Regions from separate parts of the Mus musculus genome. Here region 1 is linked to region 2. Evidence: chromatin loops called from intact Hi-C (ENCODE). Cell type or tissue: left cerebral cortex. All regions are shown on one strand.

Region 1 (2,500 bases), 810 kb before region 2:
ATAATCACTTTTCTTATTCTCTTTATCTTTTCATCGAATGTTTGTTTCCGTATCGTGGTGCTTACGGACAGTACAAAGATAAACACGGATGCACAGGTATCTCTGGTGTGTGTTGATGGATCTCTTCTGGGATCTACCCAGGGGTGGTGTAGCTAGACCCTGGGCATTTGTGTTTTAAGTTTTTTGAGGACTGTCTGTGTTGAGCCTGCTGAGTTCTAATGCATCCTCAGGTGTTGAGGAGGCTCCTGCACTTGGGGCAGAAACTTAGAAACCACGAGCTTCCACTTAGCTTCCCATCCTTGCTGCTTTGGACAGCAAGAGGAGGTCTCCGAATGGTTCACGGTTGAAAGGCACCAAGCACCTGCCTTCCTCTGAGGCTGGCTTCACAGGCTCTGTCGGGTCTGTGTTTTATTTATTACCGGTTTTCATTATTCCTCCTTCGTGTGTATTTCTATGTGGGTTCCTTTCTTTTCCCTCATTTTCTTCATTCTCTTCCACTGGACTTTCCTCACAACCTTTACTTGTTGTTACTTTATTTTCCTAGATTCTGTAAGTTGCTGCGATAGCTATGAGGCGGCAGCATGACTTAACTAAGCTTCTGGTAAGGATACCTTGCATCTAAGCCCAAGAAGAGCATCCTTGGTCCTCGGTCTAGAGGATTCCTTGGTTTTCAGGCATCTGGGAGCATTGGCAGCTCATTTCAGAAAAAAGATGACTATAATGATAATTTATAAATGAGGAATTTGAAATCTTAGATGTAGATAGTGAAGTTATCATGGGATTTTGTTGTTGTTGTTGTTGTTTCCTCTTTGGCAGCTGTGTTTCTCTATGGACAGCTATGAGATCTGTCTGTGGAAGGCGCATCGTCCAAAGGCAGGGGTATGGATTAAAAAACGAACACTGGGATTAGGAGAGACTCATACATATTAATATTCGTAATTCATTTATTGATTCCTCAAGAACATATCACTTTCATGCCAGGAACTAACAGACTAACGTTGGCAGTTTAATAGACTAAAATGACATTTATGAATAGATTCTAGGTTTAAGGATCCCAAATCCTGCAGTTTTGAGATTCTCAAACAGGTGCGCCTCATTCTAATACCATGGAAGGGCTGTTTAAAGGATGTCTATTTGTGTTGAAAATGTAAACCACTAGAGGGCACTGTGGACAAACTTTTGTCCTTGTCGCTGTATTGGAGAAAGAACCTGCCAGAATTTAGTCAATTACCTATACCGTATGGCCCCTCTAGATTCATGTGTTTGAATGCTTGGTCCATAGGGAATGGCACTATCAGGAGGTGTGGCCTTTTTGGAGGAAGTGCGTCACTGTGTGGGTGGGCTTGGAGGGCTTAGATACAAGCTCAAGTCTGGCCAATGGGATCCAGTCTCCTCTTGGCTGCCTGTGAGATCCAGTCTCTTCCTGCTGCCTTCAGACCAAGATGTAGAACTCCCAGCACTCCTCCAGCACCATGTCTGCCTGGACTTTGCTATGTTTCCCACCATGATGATAATGGACTAAACCTCTGAAACTGTAAGCCAGCCCCAGTGAAATGTTTTCTTTACCAGAGTTACTCTGGTCATGGTGTGTCTACACCGCAATAAAAAACCTAAGACATCTGTACTGACCCAAATAATTGTTTGCAAAGTACTTCATAACACAGAAAGCAAAGTACTTTATAACTCAGAAAGTAGCAAATATATAGTATATATAGTATATATATATATAGTATATACAAATATATAGTATATATGTTCATAAGTCCTCAATATGCCATTATACAGTCCCCAATATAATTGTAGAACTCCATTTTTTTTTGCAGTGGGAAATTAACAATAATGATAACACATATAACCTTCCTAATATGGCTGTACAGCCCGTGTGGATCTGATATGGAGATTTTAGACTCCATACATGTATATCATTCATTCTCAGAAACATAAACAACAACAAAATACCCAGAAGACACCCCCCCCCCCCCACGGGGTTCACTTCCGGTTTTGGCAGGGACAGGGTTCATGAGTTCTGTCCCCAGGGCCCACTTGACAAATTGGCTTCCTGATGGCCGCTGCTCCACTTCTTCTGTGCTGTACTCTACCATTTCTTGATTCTTCCAAATTTCAACCCAGCCCATGGAGTTGTCCCTTATCCCCCTGCCCCAGGATGGCAAGCACAGTTTCTTATAATTACTGTCCACTGTCCAGCAGGAGCCTTCACTCTGACCATTCCTGTGGGAGCTGGCCTGTCCCCATGGTGCTGTAGAGTCTCTGTCTGCCTGCCTTGGAATGTGTCCCCAGGCTAACATCATCGTTACTTCAGAACCTTCACTGCTCGAGCCTGTATTTCAGCTGAGGATTTTAAACTATGTAGGAGAGAAAAATGTGAGTTAACAAGAGATGTGACAGGGAAGTGCATTTCAAATAAGCAGCCTAAAGCCCAGGGCTGGCGGGCTTAGGGGTGGGGCAGCATGTAGTAAGTAGCGCAGAGTGGCTCAGCTGG
Region 2 (2,500 bases):
ACAAACATACTAATTAGACATAATTGAGAATTTCACATGTCAGTTGATTTATTTTGAGTTGGTACTTAAACTTTTTATTTAATAAGTGTCTCATAGGGAGGCCGAATTCTGATATTAATTAAATCTGTAATATTTGGGGGTCAATTTATAAATTCTACTAAACGGATCCAACACAGCCCGTGGGGATCTCAAAACCAATGTACTTGCAAGCAGTTTGCATCTTTGTCTTCTGAACATATTTACAAGCAATTATTTTTGTTGTTGTTTTATTTTCGGGTTTGGTGAATTACAATGGCATAAGGAGATTTTGTTCTCTTGGATAGAAATCCGGAGGACACTAATTCAAATGCAAATTCACTGGGAATCTGCTGGGAAAAATTCTGTGGTGCTGGGGCGGGGGGGCATTCTGAAGACTATGCTGCTAGACTAGACACAGCTAACACCGTCCTTGGTGAGCTATCAGAGAGGTGGAGGGAAGGCAGACATGGCCCTTCTGTGAGTTCACAGCAATCACCATCTACACAGTGAATTTAAAAAAAATAGAAAAGATAAAAGCACCACGCCCATAGAAATTATTACAATAATTACCTACTATCATAATTATTATTTTAGACTTCTAAAAATGTCCAGTGTCCCAATAGCATTCAAGCTACAAGTGAGATTAAAAACTATCATCATGCTATTTATGATTCTTTTTAAAATGATTTCTAACTAGACATTATATTTAGCTGTCTTTATTTTCCTTGATAAGCAATTTTTCAAGTAAAAACACCAATCTCAGCCTGTTATCTCATTTCTGCTTGGAATCTAGGGTGTGTCCATTCATGTTGTTTGGCCGGCCTATGGTTGTAATTATGAGCACCTCCAAAATTGTGCGATGAATGTGGCCTACTATGAAATGGCTGTTTGTGTTCTCTCTTGGATGGCACTTTTATGTGTAAGGAAGAGGAAAGGGGGGCCTCTTTAAAAAGTACAGCACCAATTTGGGCTGGTACAGTCCAAATAATCGCAGGACTTTAGCGCCATCTTGTGGACAAAAGTATCAAGGGCAAGGCTTTGATCCCCTTAGAAAAGAAAAGGGATTGAATTTCATGGTCAATTCCTGCTTCATTGAATGATTGATTATTTCATGTGTCAAGCAGTAAATATCTCCATTATCCGATGTAATCTAGAAGCCAGGTGATTTTTCGGAGTTACAGAATGAGAAAAATAACAAGCTGAATGTCTTTATTAGTGGTTTCCCTGGAAACGGAGAACCAATCTGAAAAGAGATAAAGCCCGGGACAAGAATGAATGCAGAGGTCTCATCTTTTCCATTCCTCTTTATAAAAAAGAAAAGAAAGATGGAGCGAGGCGAAGGCAGAGTTTCTAGAAATTTGCTATGGAATTTTGCCTTTAATATCTGTCGTCAGAAAGAAGGGAATGAGCTAACCATGTGTGAGAAGAAGCAAGATCACAGGGAGGAAACATACATTTCTTCTCTTCCACTCAGTGCATCTAACCAGTTATCAAAATGCTGCTGTGAGCTACTTGGTAGCCTCAGGAGAAAACAAAACAAAACAAAAGATATGTGTATATATGCCATAAATACCTAGCCCGTCCTCGGGACACTTTAGAAATTGTAGTCACAGAATATTTCAAGGCAGAAGAAAGCTCAGAAGGACCGGGTGGGTCCTAAGCCAGTGTGAGAACTCATGGGATATTTTAGACTCTTACATGAAAGAGAAAGGGACGAATACTTTCCACTCACTTCCTCTCACCAGTGGGCAAACACAGATGTGCAATCCTGGATCACCTTATTTTCAACACACTTTCGGTACTACTGTGGATCCCGAGAGAGTGAGAGTGCCCAGGGCGCCCGCCCTCCCACCTATAGAATTAAACACCCTCTCCTGCTGTGCTCCCTGGCACACCATCCACACCCTACCGAGTAATTTGTATTAGTTATCTTTCCTCGATGCTCTGATCAAATACCTGAACAAAGTAATATAAGGGAACGCGGGTTCTGGCTCATGGTTTAGGGGTACAGTCCATCATCGCAGGAAAGACATGGTGGGGGACATGACGACACGATGCAAGACTATGATGATAGAACTGAAAGGCTCCACCAATTCGGAAGCAGAGAAAAAGGCTCCTCCTTTTTTTTTTTCTTTTTATTCAAGACTACAGCACCCCCCAAGCCGTGGGGTGGTGCTGCCACATTTGGCATGGGGATGGGGGTCTTCTTCCCTCATTAGCCCCCTCTGGAAAAACCCTCACAGACCCACCCAGTGTTTTTCACTAATGCCCTGGGAATGCCTCACTCCGATCTACTGGACCATCGATGTGAAGCCCGCTGAACTTCTGAATCATTATAGACATCTGTTTGCTTGTCTACTCCTAAAGAGTAATCAGCTCTTTGAAAAGTAAAGCTGCCTCACCCCTCACCCCTCACCCCTCACCCCTCACCCCTCACCCACGCCAGGGAAGCATGACATTTCGCGTATTTGCTGGGTGGAAT

Evidence for each region. Hi-C counts contacts between places; a loop is a spot of excess contacts. Peaks named below come from ENCODE experiments on the same cell type or tissue, not always from the same donor. Only the 100,000 strongest peaks of a DNase experiment are listed, where the experiment ranks them.
Region 1: it touches region 2 in a loop (4-fold over the local background); 29 of 42 quality-filtered maps call a loop at or near these places.

The regions. Positions count from the first base shown.
Region 1 is chr15:94,768,158-94,770,657 of GRCm38, forward strand. The region is part of intron 3 of Tmem117 (transmembrane protein 117); the gene reads left to right. Among named protein-coding and RNA genes, the nearest start is that of Gm25546, 88 kb to the left of the region's middle. In left cerebral cortex, a CTCF peak has its summit at 1,153 (motif pointing right); DNase peaks (open chromatin) are centred at 1,280 and 2,447; H3K27ac peaks cover 534 bases.
Region 2 is chr15:95,573,890-95,576,389 of GRCm38, forward strand. No RefSeq gene overlaps it. Among named protein-coding and RNA genes, the nearest start is that of Gm31551, 24 kb to the right of the region's middle. In left cerebral cortex, a CTCF peak has its summit at 1,038 (motif pointing left); a DNase peak (open chromatin) is centred at 1,010.